Regions from separate parts of the Homo sapiens genome. Here region 1 is linked to region 2. The links are chromatin loops, found by intact Hi-C in ENCODE. Cell type or tissue: GM12878. All regions are shown on one strand. Links, peaks and the distances in the headings refer to the core of each region. The heading gives the core; the rest is flanking DNA. Region 1 overlaps LOC105376121 (a long non-coding RNA gene). Region 2 overlaps AGTPBP1 (ATP/GTP binding carboxypeptidase 1).

Region 1 (15,555 bases), core at 5,109-13,108, 190 kb after region 2:
TTGCTTCATGCTTTATTTCATTAAGTTGATCTTTAATCTCTGATATCCTTTCTTCCACTTGATCAATTCAGCTATTGATACTTGGGTATGCTTCACGAAGTTCTTGCGTTGTGTTTTTCAGCTCCTCCAGGTCATTTATATTCTTCGTTAAACTGGTTATTCTAGTTAGCAATTCCTCTAACCTTTTTTCAAGGTTCTTAGCTATCTTGCATTGGGTTAGAACATGCTCCTTTAGCTCAGAGGAGTTTGTTATTACCCACCTTCTGAATCCTACTTCTGTCAATTCGTCAAACTCATTTTCTGTCCAGTTTTGTTCCCTTGCTGGCGAGAAGTTGTGATCCTTTGGAGAAGAGACGTTCTGGTTTTTGGAATTTTCAGCCTTTTTGTGCTGGTTTTTCCTCATCTTTGTGGTTTATCTACCTTCGGTCTTTGGTGTTGGTGACCTTTGGGTGGGATTTTTGTGTGGACGTCCTTTTTGTTGATGTTGACGCTATTCCTTTCTGTTTGTTAGTTTTCCTTCTAACAGTCAGGTCCTTCTGCTGCAGGTCTGCTGGAGTTTGCTGGAGGCCCACTCCAGTCCCTGTTTGTCTGGGTGTCACCAGCAGAGGCTGCAGAACAGCAAAGATTGCTGCCTGTTCATTCCTCTGGAAGCGTCATCCCAGAGGGGCACCCGCCAGATGCCAGCTGGAGCTCTCCTGTATGAGGTGTCTGTCAATCCCTGCTGGGAGGTGTCTCCCTGTCAGGAGGCACAGGGATCAGGGACCCATTTGAGGAGGCAGTCTGTCTCTTAGCAGAGCTCAAGCACTGTGCTGGGAGATCCACTGCTCTTTTCAGAGCTGACAGACAGGAATGTTTAAGTTTGCTGAAGCTGTGCCCATAGCCACCCTTCCTCCAGGTGCTCTGTCCCAGGGAGACAGGAGTTTTATCTATAAGCCCCTGACTGGGGCTGCTGCCTTTCTTTCAGAGATGTCCTGCCCAGAGAGGAGGAATTTAGAGAGGCAGTCTGGTTACAGTGGTTTTGTGGTGTTCCGGTTGGCTCTGCCCAGTTTGGACTTCCTGGTGGCTTTGTTTACACTGTAAGGGGAAAACTGCCTACTCAAGCCTTAGTAATGGCAGACGCCCCTGCCCCCATCAAGCTCAAGTGTCCCAGGTTGACTTCAGACTGCTGCGCCTGCATTGAGAATTTCAAACCAGTGGATCTTTGCTTGCTGGGCTCCATGGGGGTGGGATCCACTGAGCTAGAATACTTGGCTCCCTGGCTTCAGCCCCCTTTGGCTCCCTGGCTTCAGCCACCTTTCCAGGGGAGTGAATGGTTCTGTCTTGCTGGCGTTCCAGGCGCCACTGGGATATGAAAAAAACTCCTGTAGGTAGCTTGGTGTCTGCCCAAATGGCCGCCCAGTCTTGTGCTTGAAACCCAGGGCCTTGGTGGTGTAGGCACCAGAGGGAATCTCCTGGTCTGCGGGCTATGAAGACTGTGGGAAAAGCATAGTATCTGGGCCAGAATGCACCATTCCGCATGGCACAGTTCCTCATGGCTTCCCTTGGCTAGAGGAGGGAGTTCCCCGTCTCTTTGTGCTTCCCAGGTGAGACGATGCCCCACCCTGCTTTGGCTTGCCCTCTGCGAGCTGCACCCACTGTCTAACCAGTTCCAATGAGATGAGCCGGTACCTCAGTTGGAGATGCAGAAATCACCCACCTTCTGCATTGATCTCACTGGGAGCTGCAGACCGGAGCTTTTCCTATTCGGCCATCTTGCCAGCCACTCCTCTTGTCTTACATTTCCTTTAACACTCTAGTAAGTCTCTTTTTGGCCTAGTTCCTTATTTTGTTTGGATTGGGTTTCTGGCTGTTGTCAGCCCTGAGCTTTGAGCTGGTGATGTCTTCTCATGAGAAATTGAGAAGGACTACAGTAGGAGGTCAGCTCTTTGAAGGTAAGGGTAGGGTTCTAACTACTCTGTCATTCCCATAACACAGCTGTGTGTTCCACGAAAGTGAGGTGGTGTTTTTTTGGGTGGCACAGTCCAAGGTCCTCAGAATAGCTCAGGCCACAGAGAAACTTCCTGGTTTCATGTAGTTGAACCAAGACTTGGAGATGACCTCATTTGTGTCACCTGGCAAAAAGGATTGTGAAAGCAGAGTCAAAGTATGAAAGATATGGGTGGAGACTGCTGGTCGCTCCCTAGTTTGCACTTCACCTTCTTCTAGAACCCCTGACTTTAAGCTGGGAACATGGTTGCCCATTATGAAGACTTCGTTTTCCAGTCTCCCTTATTGCTAAGTTGGTCATGTTCCTATGTTCAGGTCCATGGGATATGAACAGAATTGTTGTATGGAAGCTCCTAAAAGCATTCTTTGAAAGGCAGGAAGCTTGCACTCTCCACCGTCCCCACCTCCTTGCCTTTGTCCCTTCTCCATTGTACTTGCTGGAATGCAGTTGGAAGAGCCAGTACTCTAGCTGCTGTTGGTGGACCATGAGGTTGAGCCCAGGCCATGAATGTGTCAGAGTGGTGCTGTCTACCTCTGGAATGTTACTTGATAGAGAAACACTTTTTAATTTCACTTTAGCCATTGGTTTTTCAGGTTTCTATTGCAGCCATACCTAATTTTAACTGATAGCAGACACTGGGCAGAGAACACTCTCCTGCTTCCAGAGGCTATGGGCATTCCATGGGAGCTGTAGTAGGGGAAGAGTGTAAAGGTAATATTCTTCTGCGGATGTGTCTTTGGCTTTTAAAGATTATTAACTCTGGACAGTAGGTTGATTATGGTCATGGATTAAACAAAACATTCTCTATTCTTCTCACTCACTTCCTGCTTTTTAGAGGGCAACTGGATGAACTTTTCAGATATTTGAATAGCTTTGGTGATTTTGTTGACTCAGTGCCCTTAACATACACGGCCATACTCTATGCTGCTTGGCTTCAGTTTTAATGACCATGACTCATTTTAAAAAGGGAAAGCTCTTCAGAAAAGAGGCTTCCCAAACTGCCCAGGCTTCCTTATAAGTGAATCAACACAGAAGTGCTCAGTCCATCAAAATAATGTACAACCTCAATAAAATGCAGTGAAAACAAACACTGTAAAATTCCACAAATGAAAGATATTATTGTAGTTATTATTATAATAATGACAGGACATTCCTGTTCTTTTTAATGTCTACTATGGGGTTACTGATAAAATCACTCAACCTGAAAATGGGTGGTTTGATTTTTAAATAAAGGGTGATTTTCTTCCAAAGCTGGTTTGGCTGAGTTCCTCAGATAGTCCAGCTGTGTGCAACAAACTTTACAGTTTGCCAAAGACACATTCCCTTCGTCTTTGTTACTTTTGTTTAATCCTCACAGCAATCTTTAATCACAAAAGAACAGAGGTTCAGAAAGCTTAAGAAACCTGTTCCAAGTCCTGTGGCTGAGATGGCCAGGATTCCATCCAGACTTTGAATCTGGGAATGTCAGGGAAGGAAGGAGAGGGATGGAGGAGACCTTGCGAATTTCCCTGGGGTTGGGCACTTGTGCAACCCACCTTGGACGATGGATTCAGTCCATCGGGTGCTGGGGAACGAGAAGGAGCCCATTTCAGTCTGAAGCTGTGCTTGTGCCTTGCTTGCCTGGACACACCCTCCCCTGTCAGGGTCGCAGTCCTGACCCACCTCTGACATCCTGGCACATCTGTAGAACTTGCAGGAACAGCCCCTTCAAGCAGCTGAAGTGCAGCCGCCTCTTAGCGGATGGTGGTTAATAATAGGCTTTGTTCTCTAGGTTCTTCTATTTTCAGCTACCGAATACAATTTATAAAGAAAAAAAATACACACCACCATCCCCCCACCCCTTATCAGATCTCTTATAATTATAGAATAAGGTGCCTGCGAACTCCCAGGGAGCTGGTTTCCATGGCAATGACAAGCTATTATATTCTAAAGGCCAAGCTAGAACTCCACCCCCTCGTCCTCGCCACTGCTGTGCGTCTTGTTATTGCAGTGTTCCAAAATAAACTTGCTGCCTAATCGTAAATCCCATATAATTAGAGATGAGCTAATCGTTACCCCGCTACCTTTGTGCGGCCCACTCATCATGCTAGCAGTTTCTAGAACAGCGATGCTGACGGACTGTTTGATGTCAGAATAGACCTTCCTCCTCCAGGAACTGGGTGCAGCATCTATCCATGTATGGCTCAGGACCCTTTCACCGGAAAAGGCCTGACTTACGGGACCTGCCCAGGGTGCTTCAGCAAACGAGAGGGGCTGCTTAGGTAGCGACTGACCACGAGATCTGTGGCTCTCTCCAGCTCTCCATTAAGGATGGGCAGAGAAATCTCCCTGGAGTCGCATAGAGCTCTCCCTCTCACGCTTTATGGTTACCTGCTGGGAGCAGCATCAGGGCAGCAGATGTGACACTGGGAGGAAAGGCATTTGTCACCTCCCTTCTTCTCATTTCTTTTTTACTTATTTATTTATTTTTTTGAGACAGAGTCTCACTCTGTTGCCCAGGCTGGAGTGCAGTGGCACAATCTCGGCTCACTGCAATTTCCCCTTCTAGGGCCCAAGCGATTCTCCTGCCTCAGCCTCCCGAGTAGCTGGGATTACAGGCACCCACTACCACGCCTGGCTAATTTTTTGCATTTTTAGTAGAAACGGGGTTTCACCATGTTGGCCAGGCTGGTCTTGAACTCCTGACCTCGTGATTCGCCCACCTCGGCCTCCCAAAGCGCTGGGATTACAGGCGTGAGCCACCGCACCAGTCCTCTTCCTCCCATTTCTTGCTCTGCCTCCTGCTCCTCCTCTGTAGACTGGAGGTGCGTTTTAGCACATGTTTTGTCTGGCTTGTGTAGTTTTCATCCGCCAGGGATCATTGTCCTGTTTTCAGCAGGTGGAGTCCCCAGCAGGCTTGCATTCAGTGCAGGGGTCCTTAGGAAATCCATCCTCCTGGAAACAGACGATCTGTGAAAAAGGGAACAGGATAATTTCAGATAAGCGCTGGAGGGAAACCCAAATAGGGGTGATGCTTAGAATGTGTTTGGCGTGTGAGGGGCTTGCTTCCTCTAATATCTGAGCAGAGACCTGGAAGACAAAAAGGCTGATTATAGCTTACCTGTTCAGGGGTCCCATTTGCTTCATTTCACTGAAATGCCCCTCATGCACAACCAGGTTTGCAGTGGGATTTTAATGGTGCCCTGGCTCTGGTTAATTTCATCTGTGCTGGCTCCCTTCCTTTGGCTCCTCCAGGTCCACTCTGGGCCATTCTTCTTCTGGGTCTCTACCTCAGATCTTTAGAAGCACCAGCGGGTCTCTGCTAACTGCTTGGTCTTAGCTGGTGCAAGGCACTAGCAGGAGACTGGAGAATGGTGGAGAGTGGCAAGCAGTCAGCTTATGCCTTGACTTGGCTTACTTCCTGCGGGCTCTCTGTGGAGTGGCTGCTGCCCTCTACAAAGGCCATGGGGGCTACCAGGTGGCCCTCTCTAGAGACCTACCCTCTCTGAGTCCTGGTACTCGCTCTCTCCCCTTGTCCCTTTAGGCTTAGGGGGGACAACAGCTTCTGACTGTTGCTAGCCCAAGGATGCCTTTGCCATCCCATGTGGGTGTGGTTTCGTTCCACCTGCTATCACTCTTGCAGACAGTGCCTTTATTAAACCCTGCGCTCATCCCAGGTCGAGTGTGCTCTCCTCTTCCTTCCCAGGCCCTGACTGAGTCCGTTTCCCTCCCCCACCGACACCAGCTTTCTCTGTGTCTTTTCTCTCACTGTGCACCCTCTTTGCTTTCCTTTCTTCCCTCTGCCTCATTTAATCCTACTCATTCAATGTCCAGCTTCAGTCTCATGTCCTCTCACCCACTTCCTGTCTCCACACTCCTGCTTTCCTAAGAATCAGCCCCCTATAGCTTAGCAGTCACTTCCCTGTTATCCTATAGGTTCCTGTCTGTTGATTTAATTTCCCCAGCTAGACTTTAACCTTCTGCAAGGACGGGGACCACAACAAGGTGCTCTTCTGTCTGTGACTCAAGAAGCACTGGGGGCACCTTACCTGCTGGAGAACGTCTCCCTTGTTGGCCGTGTGTCTACTGCTGTCTGGGCCCAGTCTCAAACTGCATGGGTTGCCAGGCTGTGAATATCAGGACAGGGGAACACATTTAGCTGTTTCATCTAGGTGTTCTGATGGGTGGGATCTTGGCAAAATAGCACTACACGGGGATCATATATTTTTTCCTATTTTCTAAGTCATGGTAGGTAATTCCAAAGACCTTGTTCACTTTCCTCAGAATAGTAATGGTAACAAAAGCATAAAAGCTGTTTAGGAAAATACACGGCAGATCCTGTCCACACAGAAAGGAGCAATTAATAAAGAGGAGAATGGGCGACCTGGAAATCCCCATAATGAAAGTTTGTTTAGGAACTAGATACTAAGTGCAACAGGGGCGTGAAAGCGAATAAATGCTTCCCCAAGAGATCCTAGCAACCAGCAGTGGGATCACAGGAAGGGCCGACATCCTAGATTTTTAAACTCTTTAGAATCCCAGGAGACATAAATCAAATAAGCAGATTTGTTGCTTCTTTCAACTGAGAAAAAAACATGGTTGATTTTTTTAAAGTGCTGCTAGAGAATAATGTATTGAAAAAGCAAGAATCGTAGTGTTGCCCAGGAGATTAAAATCAGGGGAGGAAAAACAAAAGGCAAAAACCCCAAAATTCAACCAGATCAACAAGGAGCATAGCTTCCCAACATGCAAATCCAGACCGATTTTTAAAAATTAATCGTCACAATTGTCTGTTAATTGTACCTTTGCCAGTTGATTACGGTATTTCTTAAACAACATCCCACTACTAAGCAGCTTTGCAACACTTGATCCTCTTCTGATACCTGTTCTGTGCTTAGGATATCGAAAGCGAAGTGGGATTAATTCTGGCCTCTGGCAGCTGGGGTAATTTAAGGCTTCACTGGAGTGGGACAGGTCACCGCAGGTTGAGCTATAAAAGCTGCCTCCAGTGTAACTTTGCTCGGGGTAACACACTGCAAAGTGCTTGGATTTTTTTTTATCGAGATTAAAAATGATCTCTTGCTGATATTTTCATTTATTACAGGAAGGCAATTTGTTAGGTGGGCTTTCAGAGGAGAAGATGTTGTTCCGATGATTTTTCTGGATTTACTTCCATGTGGTAGCGGAGAGGAAGGCAGAACTGATTTGGGACCTTCCTGATAGGGTGCAGCAACTCTCCCACTTCAGAGCAGACCAGCACTCGGTTCTGGCCTCCAGAGTCTCCCCTGTGCCAACAGAGGTCCTTGGGCGGGCAGCCATATCCAGCAGCCATGGAAGGAGCCATCAGGAGCAGAACATGGGCCAGCAAAGGATGGTGCACAGTGGGCTGGTGTTCTTAGCCAAAATGGTGCTTATATCTCAAAACTCTAGTGTTTCCACTGGAGAGGGTTGGAGCAGAGGAAGAGGTAAAAATGGCGAATGGTGTGGGTCAGCCTCAGACAATCAGAGAGCTGATAGGACATCGTCTCTGGGGTTCGCTGGAAGGACTTGGAGTTGGGGTACGTTATGAGTTGGCTGAGGCCCATGTTAGCAGATGGGGCAGGAGCCAGAGAAATATGGGTGGCAGAGTTAGGGATCTTAGAATGGGGAGACAACTTGGCTAGTGGGGCAGCACGGGATGTGGTAATACTGAGTTTCATTTTGCTTGTTGATTTTGAAGTCACTTGAACATCTAAGTGACATGTTCTTCGTGTTCTTCATCAGGAAGGGGATGGTTGAATATTTGGAGTTTAAAAATGACATAATTCCTTTGAAAGGGGAGCTGTTTAAACACTAATCAGCCCTTTACACATTAGTATAAATAAAAAGTCTGCAAGTAAGTTTTGATAGAAAGGGAAAAATAAGGAGCCATTGTCAATGCTGATGGGAAAGTGATTATCGCAGGGGAAGAAACTCAGCCACAGCAAGAGCCTGAGGGGTCCACAGTCGGCCGCATGATACAGCCTGGGCCTGCCCTGTGGTGTCTTCTCTCCATCAGATCTATCCCTAATTTCATTCCCAAGCTGATGAGGAAACAAATCTACCCACATCTATCTCCCTTAAACTCTTATATATCACTAGAGTTCTTATTATTCCTTTTGTTTAAATATGTGATTTCTTACATTGTATTTTTATTTTTTTTATTGAGGTATGCTTTACTTATCATAAACCTTACCCATTTTAAGTGTACAACTCAATGATTTTTGGTAACTTTATTGAATTGTACAGGCATTACCAGTTTTAGAACATTTTTATTACCTCAGTAAGATCCCTCATACCACCCCGCCACAAACTTTTTTTTTGTTTAAGACAAAGCCTTGCTCTGTCACCCATGCTGGAGTGCAGTGGTGCAATCTCAGCTCACTGCAACCTCTGCCTCCCGGGTTCAAGCGATTCATCTGCCTCAAACTCCCTAGTAGCTGGGACTACAAGCACGCGCGACCACGCCCAGCTAATTTTTATATTTTTAGTAGACACAGGGTTTCACCATATTGGCCAGGCTGGGCTCAAACTCCTGCCCTCGTGATCTGCCCGCCTTGGCCTCCCAAAGTGCTGGGATTACAGGTGTGAGCCACCGCGTCCAGCCCCTCATACCCTTTTAATGTTCATCGTCATTCCTGGCAGTACCTCTGTTGTGGAAAGTGGGATTACAAGACATGTTCCAGTTTCTTCAGAGAGGTGAGTATTGGAGAAGATTGTCCTTGAGTTCTGGCACTGGGAGGCTATGAGTCCTAATCCCAGCTCTGCTTAGTATTAGTGAGTTTATTCAATCACTCTGGACTTCAGTTGTTCACTTGAAAAATGTAATCAATAATATCTACCCTGCAGGGTTGTTCAGATGATTAGAGATAAGGTATGTGAAGAGCCTGCCACATAGTTCAGTGAAATTATGAAATTATTTCATTACAAATACACAGATGCTTGTAAACAATAGGAATTGATTGGATGCAGAGACTGAATTTTGAGGTCTATTATTTTACTATTTTGTAATTTAATCAGTGGAATGGGGTAGGAAGAAGGAGAAAATACAATTTATTTGTAATAGATATTGGCTGCTTTAAAAAATCAAATGCATTTAAAAAACAATTCCTTTTGATTTACACTGCTCAATTTTCCCCTCTTAAAACTACACAGAGATTTTCTTTCCAAAGAGCTTTTCCAAATGGCTTGACTCCCCTGACCTCCCCCAACCTCAACCCTGTCTTCTACAGTTTTTTTCTTGCTTTCTTCTGAAATAGATTTGAAAAAACAAGACCCTGACTGCAGCTTTTCAGAGCCCGGTAGTGATTTTCTCTTCTGGTATGAAATTTAAGACCCATAAAATGCAGTTGCCATTTCCTGTGGATGTTCCGCTTCTGTGTTCCGATTTGATATTTATTGCCACATGAGTCAAGATCACAATAAGTTGCTCCATTGCCCTGTGTTATTGATGTAGTGCCACCCGTTTACGTGGGGGAGTTCAGCTGCTGGCCGGGTGCCTGTTGCTAAGTACCTGGAAAACTAAACGTGGCCACTAGGGGGTGCCGCTCTCCCAGAGTCCTGACCCGGGTCCCCATTTGGGAAGGGAGAGAGAGCACCGGGAAGGGCTGCTCCAGCGCCCTCCATCTTCCTCCCGAGGGACCCCGCAGGTGAGGAGCACCATAGGCCCAAGCTCTTCCACCTTAGCCAATCCCCACGCTAGGGCAGCTTCCAAGCGGCCAGGGAATGAATGGGAGCTCTCTGCCACTTTGAATTGTGGGATCCCTCCATGGCTTTTTCTGGGGAAAGGCGTTTTAATCGGCTGTGCCAGAGTCACTAAACGGTGCTTGCTAAAGATATAGATTCTTGAATTTCATTCTCTAGACAAAGTGAACCAGAATCTCTGATGATGAGGTTCAGAAATCTCCATTCCCAACACTTGTTCCAGATGACCTCAGTGCACACCAAAGTTAGGACCCCGAAAAGGCAGGCCGTTTCTAAAAATGCTCCTTTTATCAGCTGCTCCCTTCTAAACCCTTCTAAACTCTTCTAAACCAAATCCAAAACCAACCAGAGGTCTTCGGAGCCACTGGAATATACCCTCCCCGGAGGTCTCTAAGTTCACCGTGAACCAATCTGTGGGGAGAGTAATGCCTCCATCTCTGCCAGCCAGCGTTCCGGGACCCTCAAGGACTACTTTGAATTTCAGAAGTGGAACTTCAGAAAAGCAGTGTTGAAAGAATCATTGGTGTTAATTAAAAGATGTAAATAATCTCTTTTAAAGAAATAGACTTGGCTGGGCGCGGTGGCTCACGCCTGTAATCCCAACACTTTGGGAGGCCGAGGCGGGTGGATCACGAGGTCAGGAGATGGAGACCATCCTGGCTAACACGGTGAAACCCCGTCTCTACTAAAAATACAAAAAAATTAGCTGGGCGTGGTGGTAAGTGCCTGTAGTCCCAGCTACTCGGGAGGCTGAGGCAGGAGAATGGCGTGAACCCAGAAGGCGGAGCTTGCAGTGAGCCGAGATCGCGCCACTGCACTCCAGCCTGGGTGACAGAGCGAGACACTGTGTCAAAAAAGCAAGCAAACAAACAAACAAAAAACTTTGTGCTGGTTTCCTAGCACTGCTGTAATAAATGCCGGCAAACTGGGTGGCCTAGAACAACAGATATTCGTTCTGTTGCAGTTGTGGAGGCCGAAAGTTGGAAATCAAGGTGTCGGTGGGACCATGCTCTCTTGAAGGCACTGGGAAAGAGTCTGCCTCATGCTTTTCTCTTAGCTTCTGGGGTTGCCCGCAATCTTGGCCTTCCTTGGTTCATGGCCGCATTTCTCTAATCTCTGCCTCCGTTGACACATGGCGTTCTTCTCCTGGGTGTCATTTTCTTCTTCTCTTTTTGTAACACAGCCATAATGACCCTAATGGCTCACCCTAATGACTCATCTTAGCGCCATTACATCTGCAAAGACCTTATTTCCAAATAAGGTGGGTGGCATATATTCTTGGGGGACAACATTGAAGCCATAACAGTCCTATCATTTCCTACAAGTGATCTATCATCCTTTTAAGTCTCCAAACCCACTGAGTAGCAAGGAAAAAATAAATTTAGTCCAGTCCAATAAACTCAGCCCAATCCAATAATTTAAATAGTCTATTCATTCTCTACAGGCATGACTAAGATACATGCTCAGTCTTTCTTATTTCCTCCCCCTTTTCTTTATATCTCCACAAAATGAGAGCTAGAGGTTTAGAGGGCTGGGTTTCTATGACTTCATGATTGTAGAGGAAGGGGCTGACTCACTCTGTCCTTGGATCCTGGCTGGTCTCTGCTGCAGGATGACAGCCCCAGTTTGTTCTGGAAATCATTTCCACTGAAGAAAGACTGGTCCCATTTAACATTTTGGGATTATATGCTAGTGTCTTCCTCTGGAGTCCCCCGGGATCTTGGCCATCAGTCCCTGAAATTTAGAAATCATTTTTTCATCCCAAAGACTGGCGTTCAGGTGATTATTTTATTAAAGGAACCAGGAAAACGGCTTTGAGGTGCAACATTGGTCAATGACCTCTTTGTTTCTGGTAGCAGTCAACCTTCCCTCCTGGAGGAAATGACCCTCATTGTATAGTTTTCTCTTTGCATGAAAACAAGATACAAGGGCAAATAAAAACCATGTGGTCTATGAGTTAGCTTCTGCTGTGTAACAAAGTATCTCAGAGCTCAATGGCTTAAGCAGAGAGTGGCAAACTGTGGCCTGCAGTATGTTTCTGTAGGACCCACAAGCTGAGAATGGTTTTACATGTTTAAAGCGTTTGGAAAACAAAATAAGATATGCAACAGAGACCATACCAAATATTTAGTAAGTCTAAAATATTTACTATTTGGCCCTTGATAGAAAAAGTTTGATTACCCTGGCTTAAAACAAAAAGCGTTTCTTATTGCGCCCAAGTCTCTGGGTTCTTCAGCTCCTGGATGGTCTCCTTCATGCATCTGAGGCTAGCTGTGGGTCAGGCAGGCAGCTTGGCTGATCTTGGCTGACTTTTCTCACATGTTTAGAGGTTGTTGGCTGTAGGTTGATCTAGGATGGCCTTGGCTGAGGCAAATGAGCTCTTGTCTCTGAGCTCTCTCCTCTTTCCCCAGGCTAGCCCAGCCTTGTTAACACAGTGGAGGTAGCATTCCAAAAAAGAGCAGAAATGAGCAAGATCTCTGAGGTCAGACTTGGATTTGACACACCTTCATTCTGCCACATTGTATTGGCCAGAGATCCCAGCCCAGATCTCAGGGTGGGGAAATAGACTCCATCTCTTGATAGGAGGAGCAGCAAAGTCACATGATAAAGAATGTGGGTGTGGGGAGTGGTGAAGAATTGAGGTCATTTTTAGTATCAGTCTGCCTCATATGGGTAATTTTCTAAACATTACCCCAGTAGCAAAAAAGAGAATTTTATTTATTAATATTTCCTCCAAATATTCCTTATGATCTTAAAATCCACATGTGTAGAAGCAATTTTGATGTGATTTAGAGCACATTAGGAACTTTTGTGCCTTATTAATAGAACTCTTAGGTTCTAAAACCCTAGGGTTAAGATTTTAAAAATTTTACACTAGGGCTGTTTTCTTTTTCTTTCTGTAACATTTTCTCTTCCCATTTCCAGATTTCCCCACCTGAAGACATGTTAGTTTTATTTTGTCAGTTTTTAAATTAACAATAGCTACTGTATTTTCCTGTCCCTTCAGTTCATAACTTCTGAAATCTGAGGTGGTTTAGGGAGTCCTTGAGAGGTGACCCCCAATACCCACCTACCACCTCCCCCATGAAGTTGCTGTTAGCATCTCTTCTCAGGAAATTTGTTTTTTTAACTTCCACATTGGTGCCCAGGAGAACCATCTCAAATTTTATCCCAGCCAACTTCAAGATGAGTTTGCCACCAAACTTCCCTTCACCCAGTCTCCAAACCCTGTGATTCATCTTTCCCTTTGTTGGGAGCCCCATGACTTTTGCTTGATGCTGTTTTAAGAGAGGGAAATGAAGACAAACCACAAAGATCCAAATCATTGACTCTTGGAGACTGAAGGAATGTCCAGCGTTTCTCTGATACGTTGCACTCTATTGTCTTTAAGAAGTGACCGGCCAACTTCTTCCTGGCTGTCTCCGATGTCAAAGAGCTCACTACATATGAAAGAAGACAGTTTTGACCAATGTAGACTCTGCGTATAGCTCCAAGATACCCTAAGAAATATCCATGCCATGGTAGCCACAGATTTTTACAGCATGACTTAGGGGCCAGCATCTAGTTGTCAAAATAAGAAAACCAAGCAAATTGAGGGCCTGCTGAGGGATTGGTGGCTGGCTCTCACTCTGTTGGAAAAATGCTCTGCCCTTGGGCCTTCTTTCCAAATTCCAGTTGTAAAAATCAAGCCCTTTTCAAAGCTCTAAGAACAAGGCCTGGAATATAAATTCCTTGGTGGTTTTCTTAAAGGGCTGGTGGCTAGTGGAAGGAAGTGGGTATGCAGAGGACAGACACCTGGGTTTGTTTAGCCTCCTGTATTCTGTTGTAGGGGGCAGGAGGGAGAAGCTGGGGCTGGGGGAAGGAGAAAGCTTTGTTCATTGAGAGGCCTGTGCACATGGAGCGGGCTATCCAAAATTGTGTGGGGCCTGGTGGGTGTGAAAAATTTTTTTCAGGGTTGTTATATGTAACAAATTGCATATTACCAATCCAACCTGCCAATGTCCAATCTCCCCTTCTTCTTTAAGAACAGAACCCCATTTTGTTGGGGGAAGCTCTGGGCCTAGCTAAGCATGATCGCTGTCTCAGACTCCCTCACAGCTGATGGTGGCCATGTAATACAGCTCAGGCTGATGAAATGTGAGAGGACATCTGCAAAATGAAAGCAAAAGCTTTCTTCTTACAGGTTCTGCCCCCTTTTCCTTTCCTCTTACTTCTTTCTGCCTGTCATGTGAATGTGAGGCCAGGGGATGCAGCGTCTCCGTCTCTATGGCAACTGCAAAGCAACAAGCATGGATGGAAGTCCATACCCTTGGGATTTACCCCCTGGGAAGCTGCACCAGCTCGGGACTGCATTCCTGGGCTTCTGCTGTGTGAAAAATAAACCCCCAGTGTTTAAGAAACATGGGTTGAGTTTTTCTGTTACTTTTGGCCCAGCATAGTTCTTACTGATTGTTGTGGTCTGTTTTGTGCTGCTATAACAGACTATCTGAGACTGGATAATTTTTAATAAGTAGGAATTTATTTGCTAACTATTCTGGAGGCTGAGAAATTTGATATCAAGGTGCTGGTATCTGGCAAGGGCCTTCTTGTCTCATGGCAGAAGGCGGGAGAGCAAAGAGAGAGAGCTGCTCTAAAATGCCTTTTAATTAAGGCGTTAAATCATTAAACGCACACTGAGGGTGGAACCCTCATGGCCTAATCACTTCTTTTTTTTTTTTTTTTTTGAGATGGAATCTTGCTCTGTGATCTCTGCTCACTGCAACCTCCGCCTCCCAGGTTCAAGCAGTTCTCCTGCCTCAGCCTCCCAAGTAGCTGGGACTACAGGTGCACACTGCCACGCCTGGCTAATTTGTTGTGTTTTAGTAGAGATGGGGTTTCACCGTGTTGTCCAGGCTAGTCGTGAACTCCTGAGCTCAGACAATCTGCCCACCTTGGCCTCCCAAAGTGCTAGGATTACAGGCGTGAGCCACCGCACCCGGCCCTAATCACTTCTTAAAGAGCCCACCTCCCCTTACTCTTACATTGCAATTAAATTTCAGCATGAGTTTTGGAGGGGTCAAATATTCAACCCATAACACTAATGTAGAGCACACACTATGCAACATGGCTTCTGTTTTTTTTTTCTTTCTGAGATAGGGTCTTACTTTGTTGCCCAGGCTGGAGTGCAGTGGTGCAATCATAGATCACTGCAGCCTCAAACTCCAAGGCTGATCCTCCCCACTCAGCCTCCTATGTAGCTGGGACTAGAGACAAGTGCCACCACATCCAGCTATTTTTTGTTGTTGCACTTGTAGAGACAGCATCTTTGTATGTTGCCCAGGCTGGTCTCAAATTCCTGGGCTCAAGTGATTCTCCCAACTTGCCTCCCAAAGTGCTGGGATTACAGACGTGAGCCACTGAATCTGACCCAATGTTGCTTCTTGAATGCTCTTGCCTCTTAGCTTGATACCTGAGACTAAAGTGTTAACATCAGGCCTGGGTGACTTGAGAGGCAGACTTTTTTCCCCAGTGCTGTTCTGTGGAAATGGCAGTTAAAACAAATGAGGGATGTTGTGTCTGTGAAGTCTCTGACCTGGGAGACTTCATCCGGGCTGGATGAGCTCTGAGTTGGCATGTGGGCCTGGGGCCTGCTGATCAGCATGGTATGAAAGATTGGTGGGAAATTGGGGTGGCTGTGCTGCTCTGTGTCGGATGACCCCCACCCTTTGGCTCTCATCCACACCAGCTGTTCATGTCCCATGTGGGTGAGGAGGTAAAAGAAGCTGCATCCTTGGGTAGCTGCTGGGCTTCTCATGAGCTGGGAATGCTACATCTGCTGTATCTCCAGTTCTGTGGCCTTCCATAAGGCTAAGTCAACATGGGAGAAG
Region 2 (15,555 bases), core at 3,054-11,053:
TTTTTTTTTTTTTGAGATGGAGTTTTGCTCTGTTACCCAAGTTGGAATGCAGTGGTGTGATTGTGGCCCACTGCAACCTCCACCTCTCAGGTTCACGTGATTCCCCTGCATCAGACCCCCAAGCACTACAGGTGCGTGCCACCACGCCTGGATAATTTTTGTACTTTTAGTAGAGATGGGGTTTCACCATGTTGGCCAGGCTGGTCTCGCACTCCTGACCTCGAGTGATCTGCCCACCTTGGCTTCCCAAAGTGCTGGGATTGCAGGTGTGAGCCAGTGCGCCCAGCTAGAAATTTAATTTCTTGAATAGTTTTAGGGCTATTCAAATTACCTCTTTTATCTTGAGTGAGTTGTGGTAGTTTGTGCTTTTTAGGAATTGGTCCATTTCTTCTAAGTTGTTAAATGTATGTGCAGGGTTGTTTGTGGTATTCTCTTACTATCCTTTTGATTTCTGCAGGGTCTGTATTGATGGTCCCTAATTAATTCCTGCTAATGATAATTTCTTCTCTTTTTTTCTTTGTCAGTCTAACTCTAGAGGTTTATTAGCTTTGGGCTGTTTCGAAGAACTAGTGTTTTGTTTCACTGGTTTTCCCTACTATTTGTCTCATGAGACCGTTTTAAAAAAAACTCTTGAGTTGTACCCACAAAAATCTTAAAAATATAGGCTCATTCAATGTTTTTGTGTTTAGTACTTTAATATATACAAAACTAAGGATTATTTGTAAGACACCCAGTAGTCAAACATTATGCCTGTGGAAAATGACATACTTGTATGAACTTAATATCAACATTTTAAAATTGAAGCATCAAGTTTCAAGTATTAATGTTATAATGGCAATCTTATTGTGTAAAAGAAAAGAATTTTTTTCTGGCATACAAGAAAACTTGCACTGGGGCTTGAGAAGAAACATATGTGTGACAAGTTACAAAATCTCCAAGGTCTCAATCATTTGTTGGAAAGATTGAAAAACTTTTAACAACTGAGACATGAAATGCTGTATCATCCATTTCATTTAAATCCTCTAAGTTATTAAAAGCATGAATATGATAATGCTATTTAAGGGGACATTTCTGAAAATTAAAGCTTTCAACAGTTGAAGAGGTTGTTCCCAATTGTCATTATTTATGTGGAAGATAAGATATTGTATACTCTAGAATTACTTCACATGTATGAAAAAAAGCTTTAGTCAGATTCATTTATTTAATGCAATAATTGTGGGATGACTAGGTAGCATAATACCTGGTTTAGTTATAAACACTTTTCTAAGATTTTTAAATGGCTTAAGTAACTAATTTTTAAGTGTTTATTCTTTTAAATATGCATATTTTGACTAAAAGTTCAGCAAGTATATTGATTTATGTGAATAGTGATAGGAATATTCTTGATGCAGTCAATTTCACATTTTGTGATTTTAAACTACTAACTATGGAATGTGATATTTCTCAGAAATATGTTAACCTTAAACTTTCAATTAACTTTAAAAATTACCTTAATTGAAACTCATTCAAAGTATATTAAAATAAGTAAAGAAACCTAGTGATTTCCCTATTTAACTTGTAATGATGCTACATAATATTTTTAGAGGAGAAAAGAACAATTAATTAAATTAATTTTATTGGTATGGTGGGTGCACCTTACGAGTAAAATATAAAGGCATATTTATTCCTGATATAATAGTCAATATAATTTTCAGAAGTGCTACAAGTAGATTGCATTTTTACTAACTATATTCACTTAAAATAGAACTCTTAACACTTTAAACTTTATTAAAAACTATAACATTTTAAATTAAAAGTATACATTTTGGAGCAATGCTTCTCTGTTTCTTAAAAAAACCTATACCTTTATGTGATAGATACAATAATTTCTCTAGTGTCATTTAAAATTTTAAAATGAATAAAATTCTGTAATTAAAACTAATTCAAAGCAGTGGGACAGATGGCTGCTTTATTTTTAAATTTCCTCTCCTTCTTCCCCCTTCTCCTTTGGATATTCTTGTATGTATATCACACTTTCCAAACTCACTATGTAGTGAATTTGGAAAACAGAATGGTGTTAAGAAAAAAATAAAACCATTGACAATGCATCATCCAGAGATAATCACTTTCACATTTGTTGCTTCTTACCAGCCTTTTTTATAATGCAGTGTATGATTTCTACTTACATATAGTTATGCATTTATTTTTTAAAAAAGAAGACTCATAACCAATGCAATTTCATGTTCTGTATTTTAATCAAATTTATGTTATCAGCATTTTTTTCTGGTTATTAAATATTCCTGTGAAACATAGTTTTAAGAGACATCCAGTGGAAGTACTGTAATTTATTTATCCAAACCTTTCTTTGTAAGACAGTTGTTTCTGATTACTTTCTATTTTAAATATTGCCGAGATAAACATTATTATACATAGATATTTGTATTTATAATTCATAGAAGTATCTGTATGCCAGGTACACGTGCATGTTTTTCTGATGATAAAACAGTAGATATTTAATGTGAGAAAGTAAGTAAATTAAAAACAGTTTAAAGGAAAAACTTTAGAAAGGGAGCATCCAAAAAAAACCATTGTTTAACATTTTGTTATCTGTTCTTAAACTTATTCACATTCACATACATAATTTTAAAATTAAGTTTTACTCTTTTACAGATTTGGGATTATAGTATGAAAGCTCATGTGTAACACTACATTTTTTTAAAACTGTACAATAATTTGTAAAAAAACTTTCCCCATGCCCATTAAATATTATTCAGCAGCATCATTAGTAATGTCTGTGTAATATTCTATTGAGTAAGGTACAATAAATGAATGATAACAGATTGAAGATTTAAGTCTTTCTCCACATTTCAAAATTATAAGCTGTCTTGCAGTAGATACCCTTAATTATTTGTTTACATATATGTTTCTGATTATTGCCATGAATTCCTAGAAGTTGGATTTCTCAAAGAGAATGAACATATGTTGCTGAAGACTAGGGAAAATGGGTACTACAGTGCTGGTGAAGTATTAAATTAGTTCAGCCTTTTTGAAGTGCATTTGATAGTATGTTTTTGGTGTTTATATTTAACAGCATCCATCCGGATTTATTTTGGTATTTTCTGTGAATTGGGATTTAACTTAATCCTATTCTTAGTGGTTAAGTAGCTACAACTAAATTCATTCGTTCTCCAAAGAGTTTTAAAGTGTCGTTGATGAATTTATTGAATTGTTAGACATTTCACATTTACAACTGCATACCTGAGCCACGAATGAACGAAAGGTACGAAATACCGTTCAGAAGCCGTTAAACATTGTTGCTCTGTTTTGGCTGTTACAGACAATGGTCAGGTTAGTAAAAACAGATTAGAACCTGATTGATAAAATGCCACCATAACTTGCTTATAATTCCTCACTTTTTGAATTTGAATTCAATTATTTTGACCTCTTAGACACATGTCCCCATTGGTTTGAAACACTGCAGTTCTCATAATCTATGGTCCTACATACACACTAATTATGTTTGGGGGTTTCTTGTTGATCTAGTACCACTGTGTTTCTAATTTATTTTGACTTTAAAATATAGTCTAACATCCTGTAGTTATTTTCAAATACGATATACAGACTTTTCTACCTATTTTTTCTGAATAGTTTATTCTGAATATGATTCACAATAATTTTATCAAATACCAAAAATTTCCATTGGATTAAATTTGTGGAATAGTTTGGGAGAGGCATAATATTTTATATCCAGTCTTACTACTAAGGCACGTGATGTTTTGTTTTGTTGATTCAAGTTTTTTTATGCCTTCACCTATGTTTTTTAGTTTTCTTATTGTTTTATATTTCTGTTTACCTTTGTTTCTGTTGTGAAAGAGTACTCCTATTTTCAAACATTACTTCTATTAAGAAAGCTACTGATTTTTATATATTTACTTGAAAATCAACCTTCTTGCTGAACTTTTTATTAGTTGTTACAGTTTCTGAGTTGGTACTTTGGATTTTCTTGATACCTAGAATTTCTGTGATTCATAGCTATATTGTGTGTCTTTCATTGTTTTTGAATAGAATTTTAACAATGTTTAAATTAAAGGGGTACACTGGGCATCCTTGTATTTTATTTTAACTTCAATGGGAATGTTGCTAGTGTTTACATTAAGCATATCCTTGTTTTGAGATACATATTTTTCTATTTCTAAAAATAAAAATAAAGAATTTCTTTTTTTAAAAAATCAGATTTAAGAATTTTTTTGCATTTATCAATGAATGTAATGTGACCATATAGTCTATAACCTTTGGATGTGTTATATTATGTTAATAATATTCATGTTATTAAGCCACCCTTGGATTTTAGGAATAGGTCAGCTTGGCTGTGTGAATTGATCTTTTATGATACAGCTATTTTTGATTTGTTAAAATTTTGTTTAAAGGTTTTACATCATAAGTTAGACAAGTCAGTTTCTTTTTCGAGAACTATCTTTGTCTAGTTTTGGAAGGAGGCTGATCTTACTTTGAACACTTAAATGTAAAGGCTTTTATTTTTGCACCCTATGTTCTGGAGCAGTTTAAATAACATATGTTTTAATGAAATTTGCAAAAAATGTGCCTCTAAAACTGTCTGATTCTGTACCCTTTAATTGGGTGAGAGGGGGTGCTTTTGGACTTTTTCAGAGTTTTCTATAACTCAGTCTAGACTAGTTTTTTATTTTTTGTTGAGGGAGTCTTGATAATTTGTATTATATATTTTTATGTCAGTGACATTTAGATTTTAAAAATTCAGTAGCAGAAATTTGTGTGCTATCTGCAATATGTATATTTGCTTATTCTCTGGATTAGTTTTTTCCAATTTTTTGGTACTTAAAACTTATTTTGTTGTTTTATAATTTTAAAAAGCTGGTTTATTCATTATTTCTATTGGAATTTTTTATACTTATTAATTTCTCTCTTTACCTCTCTGCAGGCTGATTTTTTTTTCTTTTTCTAACTTCTGGTATGTTTACCTAAATTTATTTTTGTCTGTTGATCAAAGTATTTAAGTTTCAAATTTTCTCTTGATTACAACTTCTGTATTTCCCTTTCAAATTTTAATATTAAGATCTCCTTGTTATTTTTTATATTACTTGTATGTAATGTGGTATCCTTTAGATTAGAATTATTTAGGCAAGAGTTTACATTTTAGTTGGTTGTATTATTTTTGTGAAGACTTTTCTCATTCTTTCAAATTTTAATCCATTTTGTTCACTGATGTGGAATTTATGATTTGCAGTAATTTTTTGTGGCTTAATATCTGGTCAGTTTTGTGCTCATGGGCACTTGGAAAATAATATTCATTCTTTTTAGGCAACATAATGTAACATACATTGTTTAGTGAGGAGAAAAAAAAAAAACCTGTTTTTCTTCCTACTACTCACACCACTTCCCACACTTCTGTGCCCAAATGTGTGGGGATTATTTTCTCCACACATTCCAGTTCTTCTACTCTCCAGACACCAACTGGGTGTCCTTCCTACAATTCAGTTATGATACAAACTACCTGGAGTTAGTGCAGACCTCAAGGATTAAGGACTCAGTCTCCCACGACTGCCCCTCACTACAGATGCCAGTCAAAAGTAGTGGGTCCCCAGGTTACCATACTTCTCTCTGACTTGGTTACAAACAGGGGGTCCCATAACCCTCCTCACTTTGATAATTTGCTATGGCAGCTCACAGGACTCAGGGAAACACTGAATTACGATTCACAGTTCATTATAAAGGATAGATTTAAGGATTCAGATGAACAGCCCGATGAACAGGTAGGTCCAGAAGGGTCCTGGGTACAGGAGCTTTTTTCCCCATGGAGTTGGAGTGCCCCACCCTTCTGGCATGTGGATGCATTCATCACTTGGAAGCTCTCTGAATCCCGTGTTTTGGAGATTTTTATGGAGGCTTCATCACATCGATATGATTATTAACTCAGTTTACATCTCCTTTCCTTTCCCTTGAGGATGGAGTTTGGGGCTGAAAGTTCCAAGCTTCTTATCATGACTTGGTCTTTTTGGTGACCAATCCCCATCAAAGAGTACACCAAGAGCTGCCTCATTAGAATAGAAGTTGTTTCTATCACCAGGAAGTTCTAAGAGATTTAGAAGCTCTTTGTCAGGGAGTGGGGTCAAAGACCAAATATTAGAACAAAAGATGTTTCTGGCACCTCCATTGCTTGGGAAATGACAAGGGTTTTAGGAGCTCTGAGCCAGGAACTGGGGGGTAGAGACCAATATATATAGAGAGAGATTTCTTATTATTTCATATTTGGCTGGGCATGGTGGCTTATGCCTGTAATCCCAGCACTTTGGGAGGCTGAGGTGGGTAGATCACAAGGTCAGGAGTTCGAGACCAGCCTGACCAACATGGTGAAACCCCATCTCTACTAAAAATACAAAAAATTAACCAGGCTTGGTGGCACACACCTGTAATCCCAGCTGCTCAGGAGGCTGAGGCAGGGGAATAGCTTGAACTCGGGAGGTGGAGGTTGCAGTGAGCTGAGACTGTGCTATTGCACTCCAGCCTGGGTGACATAGTGAGACTCTGTCCCCCAAAAATATATTGTTTCATATTTAATATTATACATCTATTCAACTTTCTATATCCTTGTTTATTTTTTGTCTTCTCTATCTACCTAAGACTTAAAAATACTTAATAGTCTTTCAATTATGTTGTGTTTCTGTCAAGCCTTCATTTAAAAACTTTTTTTTTCTATTTTAATACAATGTTACTTGGCACACAGAATTTTGTAAGTTTTCCATTTTCCTTTTGCATATCTCTTTAATAGTATAAAATTATCACATTTATCTCATTCAGCATCTTTTGCCTTGAATTCTGTTTTTATATTGGTTTGAATTTGCTTGATGTATGTTTGCTTTTTTTTTCATAAATAAGAGGTTGGATTTTGTTGTTTGATCATTTGTCTTTTAATAGAGGAGTTTAACCTGTTTAAAATTCTTACAATTGATGTGTTTGGGTTTTTATGCTTTCTATTTTTGTACTTCTTTATTGTTTTCTTTATTTTTTATTTAGTGTGACACTTATTTTAGCTGTGGAATCCAAAATGTAAAATGCAAAAAAAAAAAAAAAAAAAGAAAAGCCCCTAAACCACAAGATACAGATCACGAGGCATATTCTGCATTGGATTTTTCAGTCTTGCTCCATCTGCCTTAAGTTTAATAGAGATTCCTTCCAGATTCTGATGATAAGTTGTCTATTGTGAGTTTTCTTCTTATTTCCATGTATTTGTAAGTATTTAACTAGGAAGTTAGTAGAAGCTATGGGAGCTGTTTAGGTAGATGTAATATTTTATTAAACTTATCTTTAGATTTGTTAGGTCAGTACAACATAAAGCAAATCTTGGTTTGTCTTAACATTAACAGAATTAAAAGAAAGGGACCAATATTTTGGTAAACTAGAATTTAACATTGTAAGCAATTATAACTAGCAATAATTCATTTTAAGGGTGGGGGCTGATGACCAAAGAAAGTATGTGCAGTGGAAACTTCTTCATCTGGAGGTATTTATTTAATTGTCAGACATGATTGAAATGAGGAAGTAGTATCAGTTAGGAGAGTAGCTTATTGTCTGTAATTTTTTTTTTGATTGGGGCGTGCCGGTTGGGGTACTATTTAAGTGTTGGATTCTAGAAAATGTGCCCAATAGAGGTCTTGTTCTTTGGCAGTGTCCCCAAAAAGGAACAGGCTGGCAGTTGCTTCTCTTTCAAGTTGTCCTTTTCTTTGAGCTTTTTAAAAGTGATTCTATTGAATACTTAGTGGTTTTCACAAGTGAATGATCTTAAAATTAAGCAGTTTAAAAATATTTATGTTTCACACTGTATTTTCAATTGTAAAGAGAATACTGCCTTTGAAATACTGAATTTGAGAATGTGTGTCACTAAATAGTGCTGTGTCTGTTTCAATCCATCACCCCCTCTTACCCCCCCATTACTTGGAAGGGATTTGCTGAAATTACCACCAGATGGCAGTCTTGCATTTTAGTGACTTGGAGCTTCAGTACCAAGCTTCTCTTTCACTTTCTCTCCATCTTTGTTTCTCTCAGATTTCTGAGGATTTTCAACTGCCTTCTTACATAAATTGAACATGTTTGGAACCAGGCAATAAAGTACAATTTTGGAGTCTAGTCTGTAGCATTCTCACCGCTTTGCCCACGTTAGTTAATTCAAGTCTCCTCTGCCTCCCTAGAATGGATTAGTCCCCCTGACAAATGTTCCTCATACATTTTTGCCTTTTGGGGTGCTCTTTACAGTTTAATATTATTTAGGTGTGTGGCTTTCCTACATTTCCTTCTTCTCTTTGTAATTAGTGTTATACATTGAGGTACTTTGAGACTATCTAAATATCTTGTTCCTTCTCAAGCTTTTAATGTATTATCAGTATAGACTGGGTTTCCTATTTGACTCAATGAGTTATAATTTGTTGCTATCATTATTTATTTTGATATTCAAATTGTCCAGGATTTGGCCAGTGGGATACCATTAATGCTGGTGTGTGTGCCCTTTTGAGATATCCCTGTCATTCCTTATGGGTGCCCTTGCTTTTTGGCACAAGGCCCATCTTGCTTTTCTCTACCCCTGAATGAAATCTGCCATTTCTTCAAAGAGTGCCATTTTACTTTAGTAGTGAATGATGTTTAAAAACCAAGATCTGGCCGGGCGCGGTGGCTCACGTCTGTAATCCCAGCACTTTGGGAGGCCAAGGCAGGCGGATCACCAGGTCAGGAGTTTGAGACTAGCCTGGTCAACATGGTGAAACCCCGTCTCTACTAAAAATACAAAAATGAGCCTGGCACCTGCATGTAATCCCAGCTACCTGGGAGGCTGAGGCAGGAGAATCGCTTGAACCTGGGAGGTGGAGGTTGCAGTGAGCCAAGATCATGCCATTGCACTCCAGCCTGGGCAACAAGAGCGAAACTCCATCTCAAAAAAAAAAAAAAAAAGATCTGTACACTTGGTATACACATTGCTATTGGGTTATTACTGTTTACAAACTATCTCAATGAACAATTAGGGAGTATATTTAATACATACATAATATTTACACAGTAATTCACATTTGTAGTGGTTTCCATATTTGTAGGTACATATTTATGTATGTGTGTATATAATCACACAAACACACATACACTCCATGAGATTATACTTATACCTTAACTTTCGAGCAAATAACACAGGCTTTATTCTTGTTTTCTTTCCATATTTACAACTTTCTTCTCCAACAGAGATAATTTTGGGCCCCACTGTCCGTAATATATTAACTTGTTTGATCAATTCCAGTTTATGTAATAATCTCCCTGTTGTCTATTTGGACAGATGCCTTCCTCCACCCTATTGAGGGTCTGATATCCCAAATTATTCTTCCTTCCATCCTCCTGCGTGGGTTCCCTCCCTGTTTGTTTTTTTCATTTTGTTTGTAATTTCTAGTTTTAGTACACTGTGACCAGAGTTTGTAATATTTCTGTTTTGTGAAATTTGGTGTTGTTTTCCCTGTGATGTAATATATTATCAGTTTTTGTGAATGTATTGTGCTATTGAGAAGATATATTACTTATATCATCTTATATTATATCTTAATATATTATCATCAAATTCCAAGCAAAGAAGATATCTTTGCTTAAAATTTGCTGATAATATATTGTCATATATATTATCAATTTTTATGAATGTATCATGTGCTGTTGAGAAGAAGATAATAAAGAATATATCTTCTTCACATAAGAAGATATATTTTTCATCTGTATCAGGATGAGACATTTGACATTTAGATGTAAAAATTGCCACATTGATTATGTCATTTGGTTCTCTATATTTTGTTTTCTTGTTCAATTGTTCTATCTTATTCTGAGAGTGGTGTTTTGAAGACTATATCAATAGTATGTCCCTGTCGATTTCTGCTTATATCTTCTGTAGTTTCTGCCTTATGTAGGAGGTTGATCTTATCAGATGCATTGATATTAAGTATTATTATATTTTCATTATGAATTGTGACTTTGTCATTATAAAATTCCTCCTTTTTCTCATTAAATATTTTTTATTCTAAAATCTACTTTAAAGATTTCAACCCCAATTCTGTTGTTCCATCCTCTATATCTTTGCTCATTTTACTATTTATAAACAATTTAAAGTTTGTTATATTCTGTCTTCTAGTAATGCTGAAGGCCTGGGTCATGTGTGGTTTTATATGTGCTACTTATTGAATTTATTTATTTCTTCTTTGGTTGGGATGAAAAATCAAATTCTGAGACTGGAGGATAATGGCAGCCACCTGAATCTGAATCTGAAATCGCAGCTGTAATACTAGACGTGTTAGAAGCATGTATTTTTTTCTACGTAGAGTCATTGGGTGTAAATAACATGCAGCTTACGATAGATGCCTTCAGGTTTATTAGAGCTCCACTTTAAACTTTTCTTGTTCTCCTCATCTGTTAAATGAGGGTGTTAACATCAACTCCAACATTTTACAAATCTGTGATTTATAGTACATTAATGATTATGACCTAAAACACCTCATCTTTCTTTGTATTTGCACATAATATTAACCATGTTCTCAATAAAACTTTGGCCTTTACTTGGATATTATTAGGGGCTAGTGCCATTGGCACTCTGGCAATTTAATATTTTGATTATCTATATTTGAGGCAAAAAATTTACAGTTTTAAGCACACTTGTTTTACATACATGAAGGTTTATCCTTTCACTAATGAATAAATCTTGCTCAGATATAGGCTTTCCATACTATATCAGGTTGAATAGACTGGTTTATTGAGTCTGAGTTTACCTCATTTGATTGATTCTTGCTGGGGCAACTTACTTTGTCCAAATGGTTTTTGTTACAGTCAGAATATCCAAATATAGCTAACTTCACTGTGACCAGCATTTAATATGATTGTTTTAAATGTGATATGAGAATACATTGTTTTAAATGTAATGTAATAATAATTGTTTTTTATAACATTAGAACACATGAGACAAATCTAAAGTGCTATTTGACCTTAACTTGAACCTTTCACTACTTTATATAGTTAACTTTTAAAAATTGATACATAATATTTGCACATATTTATGGGGTATATGTGATATTTTGTTACATGTATAGAATGTGTCACAATCAAGTCAGGGTATTTAGGATATCCATCACCTTGATGATTTATCATTTCTGTATGTTAGGAATATTTTAAGTCCTCTCATCTAGCCATTTTGAAATATACAATATATTGTTACTGATAGTCACCCAACTCTGCTATAGAACATTAAAACATTTCTTTTCTTGAACTATATATTTACACTCATTAACCAACCTCTCTTCACCCCCCTTATCCCTCCCACACACCCTTCTCAGCTTTTGTATCTATTATTTTAATTTCTACTTCCATGAGATCAACTTTTTTACCTACCACATATGAGTGAGAACATGCAATATTTGTCTTTCTATGCCTGGTTTATTTCACTTGACATAAAGACTTCCAATTCCATCCATGTTGCTGCAAAGGACATGATTTCATTTTTTATGGCCACATTGTATTTCATTGTGTATATATATCATTTTCTATATTCATTCATCCATTGATGGATGCTGAGGTTGATTCATATCTTTGCTATTGTGAATAGTGCTACAATAAACATGGGGTGGGTGTAGGTATCCTTTCAGTATACTGATTTCCTTTACTTCGGATAAATACCCAGTAGTGGGATTGCTGGATCTTATGTTGTTTTATTTTTAGTTTTTTGAGAAATTTCTGTACTGTTTTCCATAGTGACTACACTAATTTACGTTCCCACCAACAGTATGTAAGAGTTCTCTTTTCTCCACATCCTCACTAACATCTTTTTTTTTTTTTCTCTTTTTAATAATTGCCATTTTAACTGGGGTAAGATGGTATCTCATTGTAGTTTGATTTGCATTTCCCTGATGATTAGTGATGTTGAACATTTTTTCATATGCCTGTTGGCCATTTGTATATCTTCTTTTTGAGAAATATCTATGTCCTTTGCCTACTTTTTAATGAGATTATTATGATTATTTTTTACTATTGAGTTGTTTGAGTTCCTTGTATATTTTGGATACTAATCCCTTGTCAGATAAATAGATTGTAAATATTTTCTCCCATTCGACAGGTTGTTTCTTCACCCTGTTGATTGTTTCCTTTTATTGGAGAGTTTGGTCAAGTTACATTCATTGTTATTGATAGGTAAGGACTTACTCCTGCCATTTTGTTGTTTTCCAATTGTTTTGTGGTCCTCTCTTCTTTCCCTCTTTCTTTCCTATCTTCCCTTTTGTGAAGGTGATTTTCTCAGGTGATATTTTTTAATTTCTTTTTTTATTTTCTGTGTATCTGTTGTAGGTTTTTTGAGATTACTGTGAGGCTTGCAGATAACATCTTGTAACCCATTATTTTAAACTGATGACAACATGGATTGTAAAAACAAACATTAACAAACAAGTAAAAAGGAAACTAATAAAAACTCTATACTTTAATTTGATCCCTCCTCACTTTTTGACTTTTTGTTGTTTCTATTTATATCTTATTATTCTATGCCTTGAAAAGTTTTATCATTATTTTTGATAGGTTCATCTTTTTGTCTTTCTACTCAACATATGAGTAGTTTACTCACCACGATTACAGTATTATAATATTCTGTGTATTTCTGTGTAGTTATTATTACGATTGAATTTTGTACTTTCTGATGATTTCTTATTGTTCATTAATGTCCTTTTCTTTCAGAATGAACTCCCTTTAGCATCTCTTGTAGGACAAGTATTTGATGTTGATGAATTCCCTCAGCTTTTTTTTGTCTGGGGAAGTCTTTATTTCTCCTTCATGTTTGAAGGATATTTTCAATGGATGTACTTACTATTCTAGGATCAAAGGCTTTTTTCCTTCAGTGCTTTAAATATGGCATGCCACTTTCTCCTGACCTGTAAGGTTTCTACTGAGAAGTCTGCTACCAGATATATTGGAGTTCCTTTGCATGTTATTTGTTTCTTTTCTCTTGCTGCTTTTAGGATCCTTTCTTTATCCTTGACCTTTAGGAGTTTGATTATTAAATGGCTGGAAGTAGTCTTGGGGTTAAATCTGCGTGGTGTTCTATAGCCTTCTTGTACTTGAATGTTGATATCTTTCTCTAGGTTTGGAAAGTTCTCTGGTATTATCCCTTTGAATAAACTTTTTACCTTATCTCTTCCTCTATCTCCTCTTTAAGGCCAATAACTCTTAAATTTGTACTTTTGAGGATATTGAAGTATGCCTCGATATTGTAGGCATACTTCATTTTATTCTTTTTTTTCTTTTGTCTTCTCTGTGTGTTTTCAAATAGCCTGTCTTCAGGCTCACTAATTCTTTCTTCTACTTGATCAATTCTGCCGCTGAGACACTATAATGCATTCTTCAGTATGTCAGTTGAACTTTTCAGTGCCATAATTTCTGCTTGGTTTTTAAAAATTATTTCAGTCTCTTGGTTAAATGCATCTCATAGGATTCTGAAATCCTTCTCTCTGTTCTCTTCAATTTCACTGAGCTTCCTCAAAACATCTAGTTTGAATTCTCTGTCTGAAAGATCACATATTTCTGTTTCTCCAGGATTGGTCCCTGGTGCCTTTGTTCATTTGGTGAGGTCATGTTTTCCTGGATGGTCTTGATGCTTGTGGATGTTCATTGGTGTTTGGGCATTGAAGAGCTAGGTATTTATTGTAGTCTTCAGAGTCTGGGCTTATTTGTACCCATCTTTCTTGGGAAGGGTTTCCAAATATTCAAAGGGAATTGAGTGTTGTGATCTAAATCTTTGGTCACTGCAGCCATATCTGCATTAGGGGGGACCCAAGCCTGGTAACACTGTGACTCTTGCAGACTTGTAGAGATACCACCTTTGTGGCCTTCGGTGAGATACAAGATAATTTCTTGGATTATCAGGCAGAGGCTCTTGTTCTCTTCATTTACTTTCTCCCAAACAGAGTCTGTCTCTCTGTGCTGAGTTGCCTGGAGCTAGGGGAGAGATGATTCAAGCAACCCTGTGGCCACCACCGCTGGTACTATACTGGGTCAGACACAAAGCCAGCATAGCACTGGGTCCTGCCCAAGGCCCATGGCAACCACTGCCTAGCTACTGCTGATGTGTTCACTCAAGGCCCAAGGGCTTTCCAGCCGGGCTTGTGTCCTGCCCTTTAGGGCAATGAACTTCCCTCAGCCCAGGGCAGGTTCCAGAATGCTGTACAGCATTCAGGGCCTAGAGTCGGGAATGTTAGGAATCTACTTGGTGTTCTATTCTGCTGCAGCTAAGCTGGCACCCAAACTGCAAGACAAAGTTCTTCCCACTCTTCCATCTCTTTTTTTCATGCAGAAGAGTCTTTTCCCATATCCATCACCATCCCAGGCCTGCGTTTAGTACTGCCTGGCTCCTGCCGATGTTCCCTCAAAGCACAAGGTCTCTTCAGTCAGCTTGTGGTGAATGCTGTCAGGCCTGGGTCTCTCCCTTCAGGGCAGCAGGCTCCTCTCTGGCCTGGGGCAGGTCCCGAAATGCTGTCCAGAAGCCAAGGCCTGAAATTGGGGACCCTAGGGGCCCTCTTGGTACTGTTGTCAAGCTGGTGACCAAGCTGCAAGATAAAATCCCCTTTACTCTTCTCTCTCCTTTCCTTGAGCAAAAGTATTACCTCCCTGTGGCCACCCCCTGAAGCCAGCATGGCTCTATGTCTCACCCAAGGCTTGCAGTGAGAACTGCCTGGGTACCACTGATGTTTATTCAAGGCCCAAGGGCTCTTTAGCCAGCAGGTAATGAATCCTGCCAGGACTGGGTTGTTCCCTTTAAGGCAGTGGGTTCTCTTCTGGCCCAGGGTGTGTTTAGAAATGTCACCTGGGGCCTGGGGCCTGTAATGGTGGCCTCAGGACTCTGCCTGGTACCCTGTTTTACTGTGGCTGAGTTGGTATCCAAGTTACAAGACAAAGACCTTTTTACTCTCCCGTCTCCACTCTCAAGCTGAAAGAAGAAGTCTCTCCTGGACCTACAAGCTGTGCTTCCTGGGATTGGGGGAGGAGTGATGTGAGTACTCCCTTGGCTGCTCTGATTGGTGTCCCACTGGGCCACATGCACCCCACATTCACTGGCTCTGAGCCCAGCATAGCACCAGGACTTGTCCAGAATTTCAGTTCTTGTGACCTAGACTGCCTTTCAAGTTTATGTAGGACGCCAGAGTGCCTTAGCCTTCGGTGGTGGGGCTAGCCGGAACTCAGGTTCTGACAGCTGGGATGGGCAATTCCCATCTGGCTAGGTCAGTCTAAATACTCCCTTCGTGAACACCGGCTGAGTTCTGCCTAGTGTTGCCTTCTGCTGTGACATTGACAGCACTGAGTTCCAATGCAAAGTCCCACAGTCACTGCATGTTCTCTCCCTGAAGCACACAGATTCTCTGCTCCATGTGGCCACTGGGGCTGGACTGCGGGAGTGGTGTGAGCAATTCCAGATTGTCTTTCCTACCCTCTTCAGTGCATTTCCTTGGTATGATCGCTCACCTAATTTTTGGTTCTTAAAAAGGTGCTTTCTTGCGTGGA

What was found. Hi-C counts contacts between places; a loop is a spot of excess contacts. Peaks named below come from ENCODE experiments on the same cell type or tissue, not always from the same donor. Only the 100,000 strongest peaks of a DNase experiment are listed, where the experiment ranks them.
Region 1: a loop joins it to region 2, with 6 times the contacts of the local background. A loop is called at or near these places in 13 of 110 quality-filtered maps.

Annotation. Positions count from the first base shown.
Region 1 is chr9:85,419,302-85,434,856 of GRCh38, reverse strand. The region is part of intron 2 of LOC105376121 (a long non-coding RNA gene); the gene reads left to right. Among named protein-coding and RNA genes, the nearest start is that of AGTPBP1, 310 kb to the left of the region's middle. RefSeq lists a silencer at 9,498-9,597 and an enhancer at 13,834-13,883. In GM12878, for the core only: a CTCF peak has its summit at 9,527 (motif pointing right); no DNase peak of the experiment used is centred there.
Region 2 is chr9:85,602,691-85,618,245 of GRCh38, reverse strand. All of the region lies in intron 17 of AGTPBP1 (ATP/GTP binding carboxypeptidase 1), which reads left to right. Among named protein-coding and RNA genes, the nearest start is that of AGTPBP1, 130 kb to the left of the region's middle. In GM12878, for the core only: a CTCF peak has its summit at 7,975 (motif pointing right); a DNase peak (open chromatin) is centred at 7,985; H3K27ac peaks cover 311 bases.